Regions from separate parts of the Homo sapiens genome. Here regions 1 and 2 are each linked to region 3. Evidence: read pairs that join two places in POLR2A ChIA-PET (ENCODE). Cell type or tissue: Panc1. All regions are shown on one strand.

The links. Peaks named below come from ENCODE experiments on the same cell type or tissue, not always from the same donor. Only the 100,000 strongest peaks of a DNase experiment are listed, where the experiment ranks them.
Region 1: POLR2A ChIA-PET joins it to region 3 with 9 read pairs; 2 of 35 experiments call an interaction of 5 or more read pairs at or near these places.
Region 2: POLR2A ChIA-PET joins it to region 3 with 6 read pairs; 2 of 35 experiments call an interaction of 5 or more read pairs at or near these places.

Annotation. Positions count from the first base shown.
Region 1 is chr22:45,289,460-45,297,459 of GRCh38, forward strand. It overlaps UPK3A (uroplakin 3A), which reads left to right. Exons shown (of 6, transcript NM_006953.4): 5 at 3,722-3,854; 6 at 6,101-6,415. The coding sequence ends at 6,260. Among named protein-coding and RNA genes, the nearest start is that of UPK3A, 8.5 kb to the left of the region's middle. RefSeq lists an enhancer at 900-1,433. In Panc1, no CTCF peak of the experiment used is centred here; no DNase peak of the experiment used is centred here.
Region 2 is chr22:45,365,127-45,373,126 of GRCh38, forward strand. It overlaps SMC1B (structural maintenance of chromosomes 1B), which reads right to left. Exons shown (of 25, transcript NM_148674.5): 13 at 7,029-7,166; 14 at 6,345-6,461; 15 at 4,828-4,934. Among named protein-coding and RNA genes, the nearest start is that of SMC1B, 44 kb to the right of the region's middle. In Panc1, no CTCF peak of the experiment used is centred here; no DNase peak of the experiment used is centred here.
Region 3 is chr22:45,466,450-45,474,449 of GRCh38, forward strand. No RefSeq gene overlaps it. Among named protein-coding and RNA genes, the nearest start is that of FBLN1, 32 kb to the right of the region's middle. In Panc1, no CTCF peak of the experiment used is centred here; no DNase peak of the experiment used is centred here; H3K27ac peaks cover 528 bases.

The DNA.
Region 1 (8,000 bases), 180 kb before region 3:
CCCAGCTACTCGGGAGGCTAAGGCGGGAGAATAGCGTGAACCCGGGAGGTGGAGCTTGCAGTGAGCCAAGATGACACCACTGCATTCCAGCCTGGGCGACAGAGTGAGACTCCGTCTCAAAAAAAAAAAAAAAAGAAAAAAAAAATTAGCTGGGCGTGGTGGCACGTGCCTGTAATCCCAGCTACTTGGGAGGCTGAGGGAGGAGAATCGCTTGAACTGGGGAGTCAGAGGTTGCAGTGAGCCGAGATCACGCCACAGCACTCCAGCCTGGTGACAGAGTGAGACTCTGTCTCAAAAAAAAAAAAAAAGTCGTTGAACCTGGAACTTCCTCCTTCCTCCTTTCCATCCTTGAGGGCCAGGTGTGGGAACAGATCAAGGTGCAGGCCTTGGTGGCATTTGGGCTGGGGATGGGTGTAAGCGGATCAAAGCCGGCCCATTCCTCCGTCTCTCCAGCCCTTACAGTGGGTTGGCCTCAAAGGCACGCGGAGCTGACCCGGCATTTACGTCCTAACCAGCCCCTTTGCTAAATCCTCATAGCAGCAAGCACCCTATGGCCAGGTAAGATGTTTCCAAGGCCTAAAACCAAGATGGCAAAGGCAGCAAGGAACCGCTCTCCTTCCCTGCACACCTACTCCTTAGCACCTGGGCGGCTTTCCTGAGGTGGAACGCCAGGGTGCTGCGCTGTTCCTTGCTCAGCAGAGACCCAAAGTTCATATACAGAGTCGAGTCTGCTGAATGACAGGGGCCACGCCAGGGTCTTTGATGGTAATTTTGGGCAAATGATATCCTAACTTAAGACCTCCTCCCGCCACACCTTGGCCCCCAAGACGAGGCTGTCTGGCAGGATGAGTGTCAGGGTCCTGTGCATTTCACCTGCAGAGCCTCCTGTTGAGCCCATGTGCACCCCCAGGGGCGTGGGGGGCTCTGAAAGGTTGCCTGAAGTCACACGCGAGTGGGTGGTAGAAAGCCTTGTGTGTGAGTATGTGAGTGCCCGTGCCTGTTGTGGTATGTCTATGTGTGTGTGTTTGTGTTGCGTGTGGCGTGTGGTAACTGTATAATGTAGTTTACGGTGTTGCGTATGTGTGTGAGTGGTGTGTGAGTGTGAGAATGTGTGTGGTATGTGGTGTGTGGAGAGTATGTGAGGAGTGTGGTGTGGATGAGTGTGACAGTGTGTGGTGTATATCAGGGGTCCCCAACCCCTGGGCCATGGACCAGTACCAGTCCATGGCCTGTTAGGAACGGGACCGCGCAGCAGGAGGTGAGCAGTGGGCGAGTGAAACTTCATCTGCATTTGCAGCCGCTCCCTGTAGCTCGCATTACTGCCTGAGCTCCGCCTCCTGTCAGATCAGCAGTGGCATTAGAGTGTCACGGGAGCGCGAACCCTGTTGTGAACTGCGCATGCCAGGGATTAGGTTGCATGCTCCTCACGAGAATCTCATGCCCGATGATGTGTCACTGTCTCCCATCACCCCAGATGGGACCGTCTACTTGCAGGAAAACAAGCTCAGGGCTCCCACTGATTCTACATGATGATGAGTTGTACAATCATTTTATTATATATGGCAAAGTAATAATATAGAAATAAGGTGCACAATAACTGCATATAAGGTGCTTGAATCATCCCGAAACCACCCCCAGCCCACTCCCGTCTGCAGAAAACCTGTCTTCCACAAAACCGATCCCTGGTGCCAAAAAGGCTGGGGACTGCTGGTATATGTGGTGTGTGGTGGGGTTGTGTGTGTGAATATGAGGGTGTGTGTGGTTAGTGTGAGAGTATGTGTGGTGTGTGAGTGTGAGAGTGTGTGTGGTGTGGGTGGTGTATGTGGTGTGTGGTGGGGGTGTGTGTGAATGAGGGTGTGTGTGGTGTGTGTGGTTAGCGTGAGAGTATGTCTGGTGTGTGTGAGAGTGGTGTGGGTGGTGTATGTGTGTGTGGTGTGTGGGTGGTGTGAGAGTGTGTATTGTATGTGTGTGGTGTGTGTGGTGTGAGAGTGTGGCAGGTGTGTGTGTGAGTTTGAGTTGTGTGATGTGTGTGGTGTGTGAGTGTGAGAGTGTGTGTGTGAGTTGGAATGTGTGTTGTGTGGTGTGTTAGAGTGTGGCAGTGTGTGTGCGTGTGTAAGAGTTTGAGTTGGTGTGTGGTGTCTGAGTGTGACTGTGTGTGTGTGGGAGTTGGTATGTGTAGTGTGTGGTGTGTGAGAGTGTGGCAGTGTGTGTGAGTTGGTATGTGTGGTGTCTGGTGTGTGAGAGTGGCAGTGTGTGTGAGTTGGTATGCGTGGTGTGTGTAACTGTGTGTGTGTGAGTTGGTATGCGTGGTGTGTGGTGTGTGAGAGTGTGGCAATGTGTGTGTGTGTAAGAGTTTGAGTTGGTGTGTGGTGTCTGAGTGTGACTGTGTATGTGAGTTGGTATGTGTGGTGTGTGAGAGTGTGGCAGGGCGTGTGAGTTGGTATGTGTGGTGTGTGGTGTGTGAGAGTGTGGCAGTGTGTGTCAGTTGGTATGTGTGGTGTGTGGTGTGTGAGAATGGCAGTGTGTGTGGCTGGGGTGGCTCCTCCCATCCTCACTCCCTACCGCCCCTCCCGTGGCATTCCCACGCAGTGTGGTTTCACCGAAACAGCCTTGGAACCCTTGGGACTAAGAGTCCTGAGCCCAAGCCCCGCCTCTGCCCCTCACTGCGGTGTGAGCCGTTATGGACCTCGGTTTCCTCATCTGAGAAGAGGGAAGAAGAATTCTTGATGGGCCTCTGCAGCAGGGTTCCTTTGGGGAACCCAGGCAGAAGCACAAGGCCCAGTTTTTTTGGGGGAGGACCGTGGGGCCCATCTGGGGGACAGCATGCACCTCAGGACCAGGCTGGCCCAGCTTGAGCCTGGATTCTGCATGTCCTTGGCTGGGGACTCAGGCTCCCTGAGCGCAGTGAGTGATCTGCAGAATGGGGTCTCCAGGGGACCTACCTGGAACAGTAGCTGCAAGTGGCTGGCTGCAGTAGGACCTATACATCATCTGTTCACAGCGTTCCAAAGGGTGAGGCCATCCCCAGAAGAGTGACAGCCACCGTCCACCTGGCCCCGTCAGACCAGGGCCCTTTGCCTCATCTTTACTTGTAATCCATATCTCAGCCATCTCACCAGAAGACTTGAGTCAGTTTATGATTTAAAATTATGCAAAGCCGGGGCACTCTGGTGGTGGCTCACACCTATAATCCCAACACATTGGGAGGCTGAGGTGGGAGGATTGCTTGAGCCCAAGAGCTCAAGACCAGACTGGGCAACATGGTGAAACCCCATCTCTACAAAAAAAAGTACAACAAATTAGCTGGGCATGGTGGCGTGCACCTGTAGTCCCGGCTGCTTGGGAGGCTGGGGTGGGAGGATGGCTTGAGCCTGGGAGTTTGAGGCTGCAGTGAGCCAGGATGGCGCCACTGCACTCATGGCTGGGTGACAGAGCAAGACTCTGTCTCAAAAACAATAACGTAAAATAATGCAAAAAAAAAAAAAGAGAAGAAAGAGTTAAAAGAGGAAGTGGCCAGAAACACACAAAAGAAAGTTGGAAAGTGGAATGTGGGGGAAAATAAGGTAATTGTGCCTAAAACCTGAGAGAAGTCGCCCCACTGGGTCCCAGGGTCATCCCTGGATCCCCGGCAGCCAGGGCGGGGGAGACACCCGCCGCCTCCTGGGAGAAGGGTGAGGGTGGTGCGGTGTCTGGGAAGTAACCGGGCTGCATCCCACCACAGTCACCCCATACTCGACGATCGACACGTGGCCAGGCCGGCGGAGCGGAGGCATGATCGTCATCACTTCCATCCTGGGCTCCCTGCCCTTCTTTCTACTTGTGGGTTTTGCTGGCGCCATTGCCCTCAGCCTCGTGTAAGTACCTGCCTGCTGGGAGGGCTGGACCCCAGGGACATGCCAGACACATTTGGCTCACAGGGACTCAGCAGTGGGGTCCTCCGAGGCAGGGGACAGCCCGGAAGGCAAGGAAGCTACCCTCTGCCCCGCGGGTGGGGTCTGGTGAAGAGGGAGCAGAGTCCTGGGATTTCAAAGCGGGAGGATCATCAAAGTCAAGTTGCTCAGCTGGGAAGGGTGGGACTCAGCACCTGGGCTTGTGGGCAGACAGCCGATTCAGATCTTAGCTCTGACACTGAAGAGTTATGCAACCTTAGGTATGGCTTGCTATCCTTCTGTTCTTCAGTTTCCCCATCTGGAAAATGGAAATAATAAATATTAGTCATCTCACGGAGTTGTGAAGGTTAAGTGGAATAATCTCTATAGAGTCTCTAGAGCAGTGCCTGGGAACTCAACAAGCATTTGCTTTCGTTGTCATTATAATACACCTACTTGCAGTACAGAGGGGGAAACTGAGGCCCAGAGGGGGTCAGAGTGGCCCAAGGCGACACAACCTGGGACCAGAACCCAGAGTTGGGGGCCTAGAACCTGGGACTCGGGACTCCACTGACACCTCTGATTTGTGTCGCCTTTGGATGAGGACTTGAGGTCTCCCGAGGGGTGTACCAGGTTTAGCAGGGCTGTGGGTGGGAAAGACAGGTGAACCCACAGTCCACTAGCCCCTGGGAAGACCAGGCAGGGGACAAACCAAGGTGCCGTGGGAATCCAGAGGAGGGCCGGGGGGGTGCTGCCTGGAGCATCAGGGTGGCCTTCCTGGAGGAAGGGTCAGTGTGAGCAAACTCTCATCAGCAGAGTGTTCCTCAGTGAGAGGCAGGGAGGCAGGGAGGCCCAGGGGACTTTGAAGACTGAGAGAGGTCCCAGTGTGGGTAAGGGTGGAGCAGATAGGAAAGTTTCTTGGAGTAGGTATAGTTAAGTGGATCCATGGAAAGCAGCCAGGCAGGAAAAGATAGGTGGGGCGGGTGGAGATCGAGTGAGGAAGGAGGCTGAGAACTTGTGAATCAGGTTGGTGGGCTGTGGGCTCACCTGTCTTCCGCACCCCCATCCCTGCTAACCCTGGTACACCCCCCCCGGGAGACCTCGAGTCCTCATCCAAAGCTGACACAAATCAGAGGTGTCAGTGGAGTCCCGAGTCCCGGGTTGTAGGCCCCCAACTCTGGGTTCTGGTCCCAGGCTGTGTCACCTTTACCATTTAATGACAAATGACTCTGACATTTAAGTGAACAAAAACAAAATAGATGATATCAGCCTCCCAGAAACTCTGCCTGGCTGCACCCGGGAGCAGTCAGAACACAGCAATGTCCCTCCTTCCTTTTGGACAGTGCCCTAATCTGGCACTGAAGACCCTGCTATCTGAAATTAGCCCCAGTTTTTCCATGTATCCCTCTTGCTATCCCCACTTTGTTCCGGCTCCAGCTGCACTAAACTGCGATCTGTACCATCGCTCCAGATACTCCTCAGCCCTTCCTGCCTCACACCCACCATGTGCTGACTGACCCCACACTTGGATGCCTTTCTCTTCCCCTACGCTCCTTTTTTTTTTTTTTTTTGAGACGGAGTTTTGCTCTTGTTGCCCAGCCATCTCGGCTCACTGCAACCTCCGCCTCCCAGGTTCAAGCGATACTCCTGCCTCAGCCTCCTGAGTAGCTGGGATTACAGGCGACCATCACCATGCCCAGCTAATTTTTTTGTATTTTTAGTAGAGACAAGATTTCACCATGTTGGCCAGGCTGGTCTCGAACTCCTCACCTCAGGTGATCCACCTGCCTTGGCCTCCCAAAGTGCTGGGATTACAGATGTGAGCCACTGCACCCAGCCCACACACCTTCTTTAGGGCCACGTGAGCTGCCGCCTCCTCCAGGAAGCCTTCCTGCAGCTCCCACCTGCGCTTGTCCATGCTGCGTGGTCATTGTTGCAGTCAGTCTGCCCCTGCAACCTTAGCTCTTTGGGAACATGGGACAATGGCCTCAAATTGTCCAGCTCCCAATAAGACCTATAAGTTGTTCACATCATTCCAAAAGGTGGACCTCTTCCTTATTCCCAGGGCCTGGCACAGGGTCAGTGCTCCAGAAAGATGGATTGATTGAATTCATGTCTACGAAGACGATATCTGTGAAAGCTATGTCTGAGTATGAAGGTCCCCAAGCAGCTAAAGGCATTTGGGTTTGCTCTGGTCCCCTAATCCTGGGTCTTTCCATCCCCTTGGACAGGGACATGGGGAGTTCTGATGGGGAAACGACTCACGACTCCCAAATCACTCAGGAGGCTGTTCCCAAGTCGCTGGGGGCCTCGGAGTCTTCCTACACGTCCGTGAACCGGGGGCCGCCACTGGACAGGGCTGAGGTGTATTCCAGCAAGCTCCAAGACTGAGCCCAGCACCACCCCTGGGCAGCAGCATCCTCCTCTCTGGCCTTGCCCCAGGCCCTGCAGCGGTGGTTGTCACACCCTGACTTCAGGGAAGGTGAAACAGGGCTTGTCCCTCCAACTGCAGGAAAACCCTTAATAAAATCTTCTGATGAGTTCTAGTTCAGTAACTACTTACAGAATGAATGAGTGAGAAGGTGAATGAATGAATCAATGCCAAACTGAGGGCTTGAATTGTTTCTCTACAGGGTAGGTGGGAGCAGGGGGGCTAATTTTCAGTCAAGGCTACGGCATGTGAATTGCCAGGCAGTGGCACATGCCTGTAGTGCCAGGGACTCAGGAGGCCGAAGTGAGAGGGTCGCTTGAGGCCAGGAAGGCAGGGCTGCAATGAGCTATGATCGTGCCATTGCACTCCAGCCTGGGCAACACAGCAAGATACTGTCTCAAAAAACAAACAGGCTGGGCGCGGTGGCTCATGCCTGTAATCCCAGCACTTTGGGAGCCTGAGGTGGGCAGATCACCTGAGATCAGGAGTATAAGACCAGCCTGACCAACATGGTGAAACCCTGTCTCTACTAAAAATACAAAATTAGCCGGGCGTGGTGGCGCATGCCTGTAATCCCAGCTACTTGGGAAGCTGAGGCAGGAGAATGTCTTGAACCCGGGAGGCAGAGTTTGCAGTGAGCTGAGATCGTGCCATTGCCCTCCAGCCTGGGTGACAAGAACAAAACTCTGCCTCAAAAAACAAACAAACAAACAAACAAACAAAAAACAAGTTGGTTGACCCTCCCTTACCCTCTAAGCCCCTAGTCTCGGTCTTCTCATCTGTAACATGGGCTGGTGGAAATGGTGAATTTCTGAGGCCATGCATACCTGGCTAGCAAAAGAGAAGAGCTGCCCAGCCCCCCTGCTCCAGGCCTCAGTACACTCCCACTCCAGCAGGAAGACCAGAGGATGGTGAATGAGGCACAGCGACAGAAGCTATCACTTCCGGGCTGAGGCTGCCGGATGCCTGGGAGGGGGCATCAGGTCAGCCTGGGGGGTGAAGGGGCTGTCCCAGTCTAGGGTCTCCATTCAAAAGCTTCAACTCTCTCTTCTGAGCCAGGCAGAAAGACTGCTTCCCCATTGGGCGTGCAAGACAAAATCACAGTCCGTCTTCCTGTTGCTGAAGGAAGATGTGGTTTGTCAGAGCAGGGTTGGTTACAGAGTGGATGCTACCCAAGCGCTACAAATACAACAGCCCAGGCAGGCTGGCGGGTGCCCCAGGTGGACCAGATACTTACCCCAGGGCCACTGTTAAGCAATGAATGTTTGTGTCCCTCGACATTCATGGGTTGAAATCCTAACACTGGCTGTGATGGCATCTGGAGGTGGGACTTTTGGAAGGAGATGAGGCATGAGGGTGGAGCCCTCTTTCCACTTGTGAGGATACAGTGAGAAGGCTGCAGCGTGTGACACAGAAGGCGGCCCTCATCAGAACCCCACCACGCGGGCACCCCGATCCTAGGTGTCCAGCTTCCAGACCTGTGAGAGAGAAATTTCTGTTGTTTACAAACCACCCAGTCTGCAGTGTTTTTTTTTTTGAGATGGAGTCTCGCTCTGTCGATGAGGCTGGAGTGCAATGGCACAATCTTGGCTCACAGCAACCTCCACCTCCAGGGTTCAAGTGATTCTCCTGCCTCAGCCTCCCGAGTAGCTGGTACTACAGGCGTGCGCCACCATGCCTGGCTAATTTTTTGTATTTTT
Region 2 (8,000 bases), 100 kb before region 3:
GCACCCGGCCGGATCTCTTCTCCTTTCTATCCACATTCATTCCGTTGTTGCTCTTGTGTAGTTACATGACTTCAAGTGCCATTTATATACGGACATTCCCAAAATTTATACCTCTAGCCTGGGCCTCGCCTTTGAACTCCTAACTTGTGTATTCAGCTACCCATTCTATACCTCTAACTGGATATCACAGACATCACAAACTCAGTACCTAGAATACACAGTGAATAAGCCACTAGAAGTAACAGAGGATTTAGCAAAGTTACTAGATGTTAGATCAATCTAAAATTTGAGATTAGGCCGAGCATGGTGGCTCACACCTGTAATCCCGGGCACTTTGGAAGGCTGAGGTTGGCAGATCGCTTGATCCCAGGAATTGAAGACCAGCCTGGGCAACATGGCAAAACCCCATCTCTACAAAAAATACAAAAATTAGCTGGGCATGTTGGCACACACCTGTGGTCCCAGCTACTTGGGAGGCTGAGGTAGGAAGATCACTTGAGCCCAGGAGGCAGAGGTAGCAGTGAGCCAAGATTGTGCCACTGCACTCCAGCCTGGGTTGACAGAGTGAGACCCTGAATTAATAAAGATAAAATAAAATTTGAGATTATTTTTCTACACTAGTAGAAACCAACTAGCAAAAGCATCATAAAAACACATACTATTCACAAGAAAAAAATAAACCCTATAATTATCTAGAAATTAATAAGAAAACATAGATCTCTATGGGAAAAAACTCCAAAATTCTAATAAAGGATATAGATGATTAGAATAAATGGAGAGACATTCTATGTTTTTAGATGGGATGACAATATTTTGAAGGTATCAATTCTCCACAAATCTATCAATCCAATGCAATCTCAATTAGAATTCCATTTTGGTTGTTTTTTGGGTTTGTTTGTTTGTTTGTTTGTTTTTGAGACAGAGTCTCCCTCTGTCACCTAGGCTGGAATCTGGTGGAACGATCTTGGCTCACTGCAACTTCTGCCTCCCAGGTTCAAGCAATTCTCTTGCCTCAACCTCCTGAGTAGCTGGGACTACAGGCATGTGCCACCACGCCCAGCTAATTTTTGTATTTTTAGTAGAGATGATGTTTCGCCATGTTGCCCAGGCTGGTCTCAAACTCCTGAGCTCAGGTGATCCGCCTGCCTCGAGCTCCCAGATTGTTAGGATTACAGGTGTCAGCTACCATGTCCAGCCTCCAGTTGGATTTTTGTGAGAACCTCAATAAACATTGTAATAGGCAGAATTATTTAGAAAGCAAGTCTAAATAAGAGGTCCAGGCTAAAGGTACAAATTTTGGGAATGTCAGTATATAAATGTTACTTAAAGTCATATAACTAGACAAGTTCAAAGTTTACCTCAGAAGAAGAAATATGACAAGGTTAAAGAGGGGGCATTTTATGATGATGAATTAATTCATCAAAAAGACAGTGATCCCAAATATGTATGCACCTAATAACAAGGCTTGAAAATACATTAAGTAAAATCTGGCTGGGTGTGGTGGCTCACACCTGTAATCCCAGCACTTTGGGAGGCCGAGGTGCATGGATCACCTGAGGTCAGGAGTTTGAGACTAGCCTGGCCAACGTGGCAAAACTCCAAAAAACTAAGTGCTGGGATTACATGCATAAGCCGCTGCACTCAGCCACAGATAATTCTTAGATTTGCTCTTGAGATAATTTTCTATATCTTGTAGGCATTCTTCATTCCTTTCATTCTTTTTTTCTCTTCTGTCTTTTCCTGTAGCCTATCTTCAGGCTTACTGATTCTTTCCTCTGCTTGATCCATTCTGCTGTTAACAGCCTCTAAGGAATTTTCCAGTTCAGCAAATGTATTTATCAGTTCCAGCATTTCAATCTCTTTGTTAAGCTTCTCCGATAAATTTCTGAGTTGCTTTTCTGTTATTTTGGAGATCACCAAGTTTCCTTAAAACTTCTATTTTAAGTTCTTGATCAGAGAGCTTGCCTACTAGTCTCACTAGGCTCAGTTACTGGCTCCTTGCTTTGTCTGTTTTGGGAGGTCATGGTTCCCCGTTTGCTATTGTTTCTTGTGGATGTACATCTATCTCTTCACATTAAAGGATTATCTCTGTCTGGCTTGTTTTTGTTTTTTTATTTGGTATGTTTGCTTAGAAATTTGCAATATACCTGTTGGGTACCTTTTCTTTTTTCCCCGCTGATAGGCTCACTGCCTGCTTTTTGGCACCAGGTGATGCCTTAAGCTCAGGTTTGCTTCAGCTCCAGCAAACTTTGGAGCGTTGCCTATCTTGCATGGGGGAGATCCTAAAGGGGATATCCTGACAATTTGGGAAGGCTGGCTACAGGCTGGTGCCCAGGGGACCTATGGAACCTACCTCTGTGTGGTGTTGCTGTGTGATGCTGCTGAACAGCCACTCTAATTTGGTGTCTCCTTTGACCAAGTTACACAGCAGAGTTTCCTGGACTGGGGATGCTAGTCCTGCTTCACTGCTTTGTCTGTCGGTCCTCAGGAACTTTTCTCCCTTCAGTGATACTTCCTATGGGCTGAGGCAGGGACAGGCCCCTTGCCAGGGAACCCAAGATGGTGAGGAAGCTGGTTGTCCACCTTGATCTCACTCTTTCCAGGGTAGTAACCACGAGTCAGGGGAAATTTTTCTGCACACTTGGTGCCTGACATATTGGGATAAGGGCACCACAGATGTAAGTCCAATTCTCTTATTGTCTGCAAGATTTTTCACTTCTCTGTGGCTTCAGGAACTGTCTCATTCTTGTTTTTGAATTCTGGGATATTGCTGGTGACAATCTCAGCACTGTATATTTGTTTATGGTTTTCTCTGGGAAGCAGTGAAGCCAGCTTGATTCTATTCTGACATTTTGGTGATGTCACTGCCAAATTTGTATACTTTATTTTTCTTGTCTAACTTTATTGACTAGTATCTCTAGAATAATATTAGATAATAGTGATACTGAGTATCTCTAATTTCTGACATTACTAGGAAGTGAAACCATGAAACCACAATGCTGATTTCTGAGATGTATTTTTTCATATCATAGGTATCTTAACTATTCACATCTTAAGAATATTCAACCAAGAATAAATGCTGAATTTTGTCAAGTGTTTTTTCATCATCCTTAGAGTTGATCATATGATTCTTTCTTAATATGGTGAATTAAACAATAGATTTCCTGATACAGAACCATCCTTATAGTTCTGATATAAAGCCCACTAGATAATGGTACATTATTTTGTTGTTGTACTGCTGATTTGTATTTAACCTTGTTTTACTTGGTTATTTATAGGTGACATTGATTTACAGTTTCTTATTGTATGTATACTTTTTTGAATTTTGGAATCAGTATTATGTTCCTTTCATAAAAAGATGCATTTTTTCCTCTTCTACATTCTGAAATAGTTTTTTTTTTTTTTTTCTGAGACCGAGTCTCGCTCTGTCACCCAGGCTGGAGTGCACTGGCATGATCTCGGCTCACTGCAATTTCTGCCTCCTGGGTTCAAGCAATTCTCTGCCTCAGCCTCCAAAGGAGCTGGGATTACAGGCACCCACCACCACGCCTGGCTAATTTTTGTATTTTTAGTAGTGATGGGGTTTTACCATCTTGGCCAGGCTGGTCTTGAACTCCTGACCTCATGACCCACCTGCCTCGGTCGGCCTCCCAAAGTGTTGGAATTACAGGCGTGAGCCACCACACCTGGGCTGAAACAGTTTTAATATTGAACATCTGTTTAGACATTAAACACTGAAGTTACATGTGCCTTTAAAGTCTGCTGAGATAATTCACCTGTGAAGCTATCTGTACCTGGTGTATTTGGCAATGGGGTGGGTAGGAAGCCTTTTTACTTTCTCTTCCTATTGTAACTGGCCATCTTAGATTTTTCTATCTTGAGATAATTTTTGGTAATATATTATTTCTTGAAAATTACCACTTACTATCTACATATATGAATATTTACAGACAAGCAAATTATTGTCTCATTCTTTTGTTTTTTTTTTTGAGACGGAATCTTGCTCTGTCGCCCAGGCTAAGTGCAGTGGCACGATCTCGGCTCACTGCAAGCTCCACCTCCCAGGTTCATGCCATTCTCCTGCCTCAGCCTTCCGAGTAGCTGGGACTACAGGCGCCTGCCACCATGCCCAGCTAATTTTTTGTATTTTTAGTAGAGACGGGGTTTCACCGTGGTAGCCAGGATGGTCTCTATCTCCTGACCTCATGATCCGCCTGCCTCGGCCTCCCAAAGTGCTGGGATTACAGGCATGAGCCACTGCACCTGGCCTATTGTCTTATTCTTTTAATAACCAGTATACGTGTAATTATGCCCCTATTCTCTTATTTTGTGTATTTATGCTTTCTCTCTTTAAAAAATTATGGAACAAAAAAGTTAGATCTCTTTGTAAGAATATAAATTTTTACTAGCTGTTTCTTTTTTTTTTTTTTTTTTGAGATGGAGTCTCGCTCCATCGTCCAGGCTGGAGTGCAGTGGCGCAATCTCCGCTCACTGCAAGCTCCGCCTCCTGGGTTCACACCATTCTCCTGCCTCAGCCTCCCGAGTAGCTGGGACTACAGGCACCTGCCACCACGCCTGGCTAATTTTTATTGTATTTTTAGTAGAGACGGGGTTTCACCATGTTAGCCAGGATGGTCTCGATCTCCTGACCTCGTGATCCGCCTGCCTTGGCTTCCCAAAGTGCTGGGATTACAAGCGTAAGCCACCGTGCCCGGCCTAGCTGTTTCTTGATGAAATGAAACTCAGGCATAATTCCTCTAAATTATGAAATAATAACTATTTTTATAAATATGTAAGCTCCTTACCAACATCTTTTTATAAAAATACCTTTTTTGATCAATTTCTTGTTGCCGTTTAACATGTTTGTTCTCAAATTCACGAATATTTTCCACGCCAATTTCTTCACAGAAGTGTTGGAAGATATCGTCTTCTACCTTTTAAATTATTTTAAAACAATTGATTTAATAAGCAATTTTAAGAAATATATAATCTTAAATATGTTTTTCCCTCCAAGATTTTCCTGAATTAGGCCAAAAACTAATCCCACCAAGCATTACTGTATTCTGAGAAGCCAGTACTTTTTTTTCCTTTAATTCCATAAATTATGCCATCTACTTTCAAATTTCTTATTCAAAAAAACTAAGAAAGATCATAATTGGCCTTATTAAGTGCTTTGGCTTTATGAATGTTTAGTATAAAACTGGAAGAATTCCTTTTACTTTAGACCCACAAAAATATTACATTCTACATAAATAAAGGAAAGATTCTTTATGTATGAGTAATACAATAGCACCTTTGCCAGTATAGTAACAAGTGGAATGGGGCATAGAATTAAGAATGAAAAAGACTTGGAAAAGCTAGAATGGGGAAATTCAACAAAGTAAAATTTAACCTCAATGTTTTAAAGCTCTCATTTTATGTATAATTATAGGATGAGAAAGAACTATTTTAAGAACAGGACATTTTTAAAAACTTTCAGATTTTAGTTGAATATACATTAAATATGAATGTGGTATGACTGACGCAGTAGTAAGCTACAGTTAGCATGACTAGATAATCCAAGTCATGGAAAGTTACAGTTATAAACATACAGACCCACAATATGCTGTACAGACAATATTTTGACATCATGCTCTGTTCAGGGGCATTGATAACATCCAGAGGATGGTTACCAGAGCTGGTCTTAAATCCATGGTAATGTGAAATGAATAAAGAAACTAGGGATATTTAACCTGGAAAAGAGATAACTAATTAGGAAGTAACGTAAGTGTGGTTCCAAATCGTGGTAAACGTCAGGCCTAAAAGCAATGGGTGGAATTAATCAATGGGTGGTGTAACAAATCACTTTGTAAGGATCAGAGATACCCCACGGTGGAATGGATTAAATCAGAAAGTTTCTATCCCTTTATAAGCAGAATCTAGGTGACCAAATTTTTATTGTCCTAGAGCCAAGTACTGTGCCTGACACAGAATAGGTGTTTTAAAAAAAACTCCTGAGTGAATAAATAACCTTAAAAGATAAGCTGAATGACAGTTCTTTCCCTCATGGTATTAGGGAAGTGGGAGAAAAGAATGAGACTATAATTTTCACAGTGGGCAAGGAGAGGTTGGAGTGCAGAGGAGAGTAGGCACAGGTCATTGTCTCTTGAGGTGAGCAACAGAGGTTCTCAAAAAACACAAGGAAAATTTGGCAAACCAATAAAACTTAGCTTACAACATTGTTGTTTCTGACAGGGCACTGTTACCTATCAACCTTTGCTTTAGCATATATTTAAGAAGCCCTAAATCTAGTATCTGGTCTAGAACTACATATACCATTTAGGAATAAATATAACATTCATGACCTTATCTATCTTTTCTTGAAATTCTTTAATTCTTCGTTGTCGTTCCTTGATTCCTTCACTCAACATAATACATTGAGACTCAATATTTAGTAGTTCACTTTGTAACTGAGATTGTTCCTAATAACAAAAGAGAAAAATTTTTTTAACATGGCTGTTTTAGCTTTATATAGTGAAGCCAAAAATGTGATAGGTATCTTTTGGAATAAAAGAAGAATCTATGAGATAAGATGAATTCACCTGGATAAAAGGTTAAATACCACATAAATAATTAAGGGACTATAATATAATCTCAATCATGGGATAAAGTATCTAAAAATTGGCCAGGCATGGTGGCTGTAATCTTTGTGAAGCCAAGGTGGGCATATCACCTGAAGTCAGGAGTCTGAGACCAGCCTGGCCAACATGGTGAAACCGCATGTCTACTAAAAAAATACAAAAATTACATGCCTGTAATCCCAGCTACTCGGGAGGCTGAGGCAGGAGGATCACTTGAACCTGGGAGATGGAGGTTGCAGCGAACAGAAATAAAGCCACTGCACTCCAGCCTGGGTGACAGAGTGAGAGACTCTGTCTCAGGAAAAAAAAAAAAGTATCTGAAAATTACATGGAGCTATATAAATGTAATTCCTGAAATTCTATGTTCTGGGTCAAATGCCTATCATATTTTATGTAAGTCTATATTACCTGGTAAAAAGCAACAAGGTGCTTCTTCTTAATCATCTCTAGTTCATTTTGTGAATATTTGAGTCGTGTTTGAGTTCCCTGTATCAGGGTCTGTATTTGTTTCAAATCTGTTTCTTTGCGGAGTGTCTTCATTAAACCCTAAAAGGAAAGAAAAACATGAGAATATTTTATGATAGAAAAGCACTTTCACTTTTCAAAGTGCTTTCATATGTAATAATTCACTGATTTTTACATACCACCACACCTGCACCTTACCTCCCTTTCCTCTGATAAGAGACTGGGCAATTAAGTACATTAGTGATCTGGAGTAACCAAAATGCCATACAGCTTCCTCAAAAAAACTAACAGTGCTTAATAGGAAAGAATTGGGAATGGAAAATGAAGAGGGGTGTGTATATTCCATCCAACGCACATTAATGACATAAATAGGATCATGTAATTGCCTTGTTTTTAGTGCATCTTTCTGTTTTGGCTTGCCTCTCTCACTCCCTTCTTCTTTCACTCACCTTATTACTCAACCAAATTAACTCCCTCAGACACTCCCTCCCATTGACTCCAGGTCTTTTTTTTTTTTTTGAGACAGAGTCTTGCTCTGTCGCCCAGACTGGAGTGCAGTGGCACAATCTTGGCTCACTGCAAGCTCCGCCTCCCAGGTTCACGCCATTCTCCTGCCTCAGCCTCCTGAGTAGCTGGGACTACAGGCACCCGCCAGCAGGCCCAGCTAATTTTTTGTATTATTAGTAGAGACGGGGGTTTCATCGTGTTAGCCAGGATCATCTCGATCTCCTGATCTTGTGATCCACCCACCTCAGCCTCCCACAGTGCTGGGATTACAGGCGTGAGCCACCGCACCCGGCTGACTCCAGGTCTTCAGATAAACTCTTTCAACCAACTGCCAAGCAGAAACTCTGAATCTACCTATAACTTGGAAGTGCTTTCTCCAACCCCCAGCTCCCAGTTCTTCTGCCTTTC
Region 3 (8,000 bases):
AGAGATCATGAGGGTATGCTCTCTAATCACATAGAATCCAACAAGAAATTAATAGCAAAAAGATAACAGGAAAACCTCCACATACTTAGAAACTCAACAACACACTTCTAGACAATCTATGGGTCAAACAGGAAGTCTCAAGGGAAGTAAGAAAAACACATTAAATTGAATACAAATGAAAATACAACATATTAAAATTTGTGAGACACAGCTAAAGCAATATCATGAGGGAAATTTATAGCAATAAATGCACATATTAGAAAAAAAAGCCTCCAGCCTGGGCAACATAGTGAGACCCCATCTCTATTTTAAATTGTATCTGTATAATTTAAAAAGAAAAAGAGGCCAGGCATGGTGGCTTACGCCTGTAATCCCAGCACTCTGGGAGGCTGAGGTGGGCGGATCACCTGAGGTCAAGAGTTCAAGACCAGCCTGGACAACATGGTGAAACCCTGTCTCTACTAAAAATACAGAACTGACAACTCAGCTGTTTCCTGCATTCCTTGAGCATGTTCACTGTCAGTCTATGTGGACCGCCTTGACCAGGTTCAAGAGTTCCTTTTCATTCCAGTTTATTGAGACTTTTTCTTTTTTGAGTCGGAGTTTTGCTCTTGTTGCCCAGGCTGGTGTGCAATAGTGCAATCTCAGCTCACTGCAACCTCCACCTCCTGGATTCAAGCGATTCTCCAGCCTCAGCCTCCCGAGTAGCTGGGATGACAGCCACCCGCCATTAACCCTGGCTAATTTTTGGGTTTTGTTTTGTTTTGTTTTGTTTTTTGATACTAAGTCTCAATCTTGTCACCCAGGCTGAAGGGCAATGGTACGATCTTGGCTCACTGCAACATCTGCCTCCCGGATTCAAGCAATTCTCCTGCCTCAGCCTCCCGAGTAGCTGGGATTACAGGTGCCTGCCAGCATGCCTGGCTAATTTTTGTATTTTTAGTAGAGATGGGGTTTCACCATGTTAGCCAGGCTGGTCTTGAATTTCTGACCTCAGGCAATCCACTCGCCTTGGTCTCCCAAAGTGATGGGATTACAGGAGTGAGCCAACATGCCAGCCTGTATTTTTAGTAGAAATGGGGTCTCACTGCATTTTCCAGGCTGGTCTTGAACTCCTGACCTCAGGTGATCCACTGGCCTCGGCCTCCCAAAGTGCTGGGATTACAGGCGTGAGCCACCGCACCTGGCCTATGGAGACCTTTTAAGCATCAATGATTGTTGAATTTTGTCAAGTGTTTTTTCTGCTGTATTAGTTCATTTTCCCACTGCCATAAAGAACTTACCTGAGAGTGGGTAAATTGTAAAGGAAAGAGGTTTAATTGACTCACAGTTCAGCCTGGCTGGGGAGGCCTCCGGAAGCTTAACACTATGGAGGAAGGTGACAGGGAAGCAAGTACTTTCTTCACAAGCCATCAGGAGAGAGGAGGATGAAGGACGAGCTTCCAAACACTTAAAAAACCATCAGATCTCGTGAAAACTCCCTCATTATCACGAGAACAGCACGAGGGAAACCGGCCCCATGATCCATTCACCTTCCTCCCTCCACATGTGGGAATTACAGGTCCCTCCCTCAACATGTAGGGATTACGATTGGAGATGAGATTTGAGTGGGAGCATAGAGCCAAACCATATCATCTGCATATATTGAAATGATTACATGATTTATGGCAACGTGGTGACTTACACTGATTGATTTTCAAGTGTTAAACCAACCTTGAATTTCTGTGATCAGTCTGACTTGGTCATGATGGATTGTCCTTTTTGTATATTTCTGGATTTGATTTGATCATATCACATTAAGGATTTCTGTGAGTGAAAGGAAAATAAATCTTGGGACCCCCAAATCACTAAACTAAAGGAAAAAGTCAAGCTGGGAACTGCTTAGGACAAAGCTGCCTCCCATTCCATTCAAAGTCATCCCTCTGAGGCTCACCTGAGACAAATGCCTATCTGATTGCTTCCTCTTCCCTATCGTTTATGTAAAAATGCAGATTCACTGAACGGGACTAAATTGTGTATTCAGTGGAAGACTGGTCAAGGACTCAAAAGAATGCAACCTTTTGTCTCTTGTCTACCTTTAACCTGGAAGCCCCCACTTCGAGTTGTCCCACCTTACAGGACCGAACCAATGTACATCATACGCAGGAAGCTCAGAAAGCTTAAAATAATGGCAGAAGGTGAAGGGGAGCAGGCACGTCACATGGCAAAAGCAGAAAGGTGAGAGAGAAAGAGAGAGAGAAGAAGGGGAGGTGCCACACACTTTTAAATGACCAGATGTTGTATAAACTCGGGGTTAGAACTCACTTATCAGCAAGGGGATAGCCCAAGCCATTCATGAGAAATTGGCCGCCATGATCCAAACACCTCCCACCAGGCCCCACCTCCAACATTGGGGATTACAATTCAACATGAGATACGGGTGGGGACAAATATCCCAACTGTATCAGCAAGGATATTTCTATATTTTGGAAATCTTTCCATTCGAAATTGACAAAACGAACAAAGGCTTGTCACTGGAAGTGGTAAGCTTCAGTATTGCGGGGGGGGTTGGGGAGGGCAATTGCTCACGGGGAACTGGCATTTTCCAGATTCGTTCCAACTCACTTGATCAATGAGTCATTACTGTGTGGTGTTTTTAAAAAGCAGTTGAAATATTCTATTGCTGCAGCAGAGAAGGATCCAGGCAGCCCAGCTCCAGGTTTTGAGTCTCGGTGGTGACTTCAGCGTTTAGAAACAATTGTTTTTGGTTCAGTTCTAAAGCATTATGAATTCTGTTTAACTATGAACAAATTTTTACTTGACCCTCTAAAGTAGATCTCCTATCTTTATGATCTGTTTCATTTTCCATTAAAGTTTTAAAAACATATTTCAAATATCCCCTGGCATCAAAATGAAGTTATAAGACCTCAGAATCACCAACAAACGCTCTCTTTCTAGAATGCGAATGTGTGGGGAAGTTTTATTAAAGTGATTTTCATGTGCAAAAAGAGATTAGGCACGAATAAAGCCTGCCATAAAAAGCACACACGTTCTCTGGGGAATGTCTCAGTTTTGATTTCAGGGTTCAGTCTCGGTGAGATAATGATAGTCTTTAACATATGCATATTTCTTTTCTTTTTTAGTTTGGGCTTGTTTTTTGTTTGTTTGGCCTATGTCCCCATTGTGACTCTAACTTGCCAAAACTTAAACCTGAAAAACTGGCATTAGAAATTAGGCATAACATTACGAAATTACACATACCTCCAAATTTTTTCATGCCTTTTGGATAGTCTCAATTCCAATGTTGTTTTATGCCAATAATGAACATGTGCTGAGATGCAGTGCGGGTTGTTAAAAGTGCTTGCCAAACATACTTCTAAAGCTAACCCCGTTAGGGGAAGAAAAAAAACATCACATTACAGCACATTGGCTCAAAAGCAATGTACCCAAAGGTTGGCCCTCAAATGTTTCTCATTAAGAATCTTCCCTCCCCAAGGGCAGGCCTGGACTTGTTTGTTCCTTAATTTTCAGCCTTTAGCTCAGTGCCCAGCAGTGTGAGGTGGTTAATTGCTGCCAACCAGACAGGTTATTTGAAAATATTTGCCTTTAAGAGGTGTGTTAAATGAACAGTCCCCAGAAGTAAGATCCACGCCTCAGGGCAAAGGATGTTGTACTGCTTTTCACTTCCAAAGTGGACTTTCAAACTGAGATGTCGCTCTGAAATCCAAGAAGCTGCTTGGCCTGGAGGGAAAGGTTTCTGAGAGGGGCAGAAGAGAGTGCTGGCACCGCTGTGTTCCTGGGTAGGGCTGTGCCATGCCATGCTCCACACTCTCCTTTATTTTTATTTTTTTATTTCTTTTTGTTTGAGATGGAGTCTTGCTCTGTCACCCAGGGTGGAGTGCAATGTCACGATCTCGGCTCACTGCAACCTCTGCCTCCTGGGTTCAAGCAATTCTCCTGCCTCAGCCTCCTGAGTAGCTGGAATTACACGCACTCACCCCCACGCCTGGCTAATTTTTGTATTTTTAGTAGAGATGGGTTTTTACCATGTTGGCCAGGCTGGTCTCAAATTCCTGACCTTAAGTGATCTGCCCCCCTCAGCCTCCCAAAGTGCAGGGATTAAAGGCATGAGCTATCACGCCCGGCCCACACTCCTCCTTTAGGATAGTAGGGCCTGCACCCGGGTGGGGTGAGGGCTGGTGCAGACAGGACCCACTGGTGGCTTCTATCTGGAATAAGCTTCTTTTTTTTTTCTTTTTTTAAATTTTTTAATTTTTTTTATTATTATTATACTTCAAGTTTTAGGGTACATGTGCACAATGTGCAGGTTAGTTACATATGTATACATGTGCCATGCTGGTGTGCTGCACCCATTAACTCGTCATTTAGCATTAGGTATATCTCCTAATGCTATCCCTCCCCCCTCCCCCCTCCCCGCTGGAATAAGCTTCTTCATCCCTAAGTCATTCTCACTTGTTCTTCAAAACTCTGGTGAGAAGCTCCCACTCTGCGGAGACTACTTTGAGGCCCAGTCTGGGTTACCTGTCTCCTCTCCTGCGCTCTCCGGGTCCTCCCCGTGTCTGCCTGTCACAAGCTAAGCCCAAGGTATTGCCATCCTGTTTCCCTCCTGGCCTGTCAGCTCCTTTGGGAGGGGACCACGTGTGGCGCATCTTTGTGTCTCTGTGACCAGCAAAGGATGCTCCTACGTTCCCCACTAGCCCCCCCTCTGCCCACCCCAATTCATCAACGTTCTTTTGAAGGTGCTTTGTCCTCGCCCGCCCACCGCCACCCCCAGCTGCTTTTTCCTTGTGCTTGCTTTCCAGCACTTTGACTGTGCTGTCCCTAGAATGTGGTTTTCTGTATGTTTATCCTGCTGGGGCTAAGTAGAGCTGCTTTATTCTGTGGATTGTCATCTTTTATTATTTTCTGGAAATTCTTGGCCATAATCTGTTCCTTTCTCTGCTCCCGTTCCTCTCTCTCTCTCCTTTTATTCTGGGACTATGCTTACTTGAAGGGGTGATACGGTTTGGCTCTGTGTCCCCACCCAAATCTCATGTGGAATTGTAATCCCCACGTGTTGAAGGAGGAGCCTGGTGGGAGGTGATTGGATTATAGGGGTGGATTTCCCCCTTGCTGTTCTCGTGATAGGGAGTGAGTTCTCACAAGATCTGATGGTTTAAAAGTGTGGCACTTGGCCAGGCACGGTGGCTCACACCTGTAATCCCAGCACTTTGGGAGGCAGCGGGTGGATCACCTGAGGTCAGGAGTTCGAGACCACACCCTGGCCAACATGGTGAAACCCAGTCTCTACTAAAAATACAAAAAGTAGCCAGGCGAGGTGGCATGTGCCTATAATCCCAGCTACTTGGGAGGCTGAGGCAGGAGAATTGCTTGAACCTGAGAGGCGGAGGCTGCAGTGAACTGAGATTGTGCCACTGCGCTCCAGCCTGGGTGGCAAAGGGACACTCTGTCTCAAAAAAAAAATGTGTGGCACTCTGCCCATCTCCACAGCTCCTACTCTGCCATGGTAAGACGTGCCAGCTTCCCCTTCTCCTTCCACCATGAGTGTAAGTTTCTTCAGGCCTCCCGGTCATGCTTCCTGTTAAGTCTGCAGAACTGTGAGTCAACTCAACCTCTTTTCTTCATAAAATACCCAGTCTCAGGCAGTACTATTTTATTTTAATTTATTTATTTATTAATTTTTGAGACAGGGTCTCACTCTGTTGTCCAGGCTGGAGTGCAGTGGCGCAATCTCAGCTCACTGCAACCTCCACCTCCTGGGTTCCAGTGATTCTCAGGCCTCAGCCTCCCAAGTAGCTGGAATTACATCATGGAATTAGCCACCATGCCCGGCTAATCTTTGTATTTTTTTGTAGAGACGGGGTTTCACCATGTTGGCCAGGTTGGTCTCAAACTCCTGACTTCAATTGATCCACCCGCCTCAGCCTCCCAAAGTGCTGGGATTACAGGCATAAGCCACCATGCCTGGTCCCCTTAAGTTCTTAATTGTTTAGTTCTAGAATTTTAATTTCATTCTTTTTCTTCAAAGATGCCAATTTCTCATTGAAAAATATAACTTTTATTATTTTATCTGTATTTCTTCTATTTGACACATTAATCATTATTACTTTTATTGACTTTTTGTTTATTTATTTGTAGAGACAATGTCTCACTCTGTCCCCCACGCTTGAGTGCAGTGACAGGATCATGACTCACTGCAGCCTCAAACTCCTGGGCTCAAGGGATTCTCCCACCTCAGCCTCCCTAGTAGCTGGGACCATAGGCACAAACCACCATGTCCAGCTAATTAAAAAAATTTTTTGTGGAGATGGGGTCTTGCCCAGAGTAGTCTCAAACTCCTGCGCTCAAGTGATCCTCCCACCTTGGCCTCCGTAAGTGCTGGGATTAGAGGCGTGAGCCATCGTGTTCAGCCTCATTATTATTTTAAAGTCCTTGTCTACTAACTTTAATATCTGCATCTGACTCTTTTCATGTCTAGTGATTTTAATGAGGTGCTGAACATTGTATATAAGAAGGAAGAAGGCTCTAGGTGATGTCATTCGCTCCAGAGATGGGTCCTCTTCACCTCCTAAAAATATTCATGCTTAAGTGAAAAAAGCTGTATACAAACTAGCCCTATTGGATAACCAGTATGAAGGGGCTTTTCACCTCATTCTAATCAGAAACTGAGCAGTAAAGGGGCGGGGCCATAGTTCTCATCATACTCAACCTATGTCCAGGGTGTCCTTGTTTCCAGACCATGCCTTCATAGTCTCTCTCTCTTTTTTTTTTTTTTTTGAGATAGAATCTCACCTTGTTACCCAGGCTGAAGTGCAATGGCACCATCTTGGCTCACTGCAGCCTCCGCCTCCCAGGTTCAAGCTATTCTCGTGCCTCAGCCTCCTGAGCAACTGGGATTACAGTTGCACACCACCACGCCCAGCTAATTTTTATATTTTTGGTAGAAACGGGGTTTCACCATGTTGGCCAGGCTGGCCTCGAACTCCTCACCTCAGGTGATCGGCTTGTCTCGGCCTCCCAAAGTGCTGGGATTACAGGCTTGAGCCACCATGCCCGGCCCATAGTCTCTTTATTGAGAACCCCCTGGGCCTTTGTCTCCTCAGCCCTAAAAGATGACAAGACAGCAGCTCTGTCCATCAGAGGTTCCAGCCTAGCTCTCCCCGTTCTTCCCAAGTAGCCTTAAAATCTGGCAAGTGTCTGGGGAGGAGACATTGGCAGTGTGTTTGAGACAGGTCTCCTCCCAGGGCTGATCTTTTGTTCCCTAAGCACAATTCTGCCCTTTAGAAAAAGTTTCCTCCCCACTCCCCAGCTTCCGGCACCAGAACCCAGCAAATGTACCTCCAGGGAGAACAGGCCAGATTCCCACAAGTGTCCTTAGCACACTCTCCCATGTGACCACTGAAATATCTGCTGCTTCCCCCACCCTGCAAAGGCTTTCTGCCTTGAGAAGCCCAATCCTCAGCCCTCAGGAAAAATAAAAAACAAAACAAAACAAAAAAAAAACAGCTGGAGACCCACCGCTCACCTCAGGGCCTCCCAGCACTAGAGTCTTATCTAACCTAAGCCGCATTGCCTCCACAGCTCTTTGATGTCTTTCAAAGTATGTTTTTTGCTATTTATTCAGCTTTTTCTAATTGTGGCAGTGGGAACTTTGGCCTGTGATGATCTACTAAGTGTTCCGATTTAAAAAGTAGAAAAAGAATGTCTCTTAATAGCTTATCCACATACTTGCTTTTTTAAAAAAAAATCACGCTTAAGTGAAAGCACTAAAAGCACAATTGCACGGACACTAGGATTGCAGCTGCAGAAAGCCTCCATGCAAGCAAACCAGAGCTAGAGGGAAACGTGGACAAACGAAGCCTGCTGGGCCGGGCGAGGTGGCTCACACCTGTTATCCCAGCTATCTGGGAGGCTGAGGCAGGAGAATCACTTGAACCCTGGAGGCAGAGGTTGCAGTGAGCGGATGCTGCACTGCAGCCTGGGAGACAGCGAGACTCCAT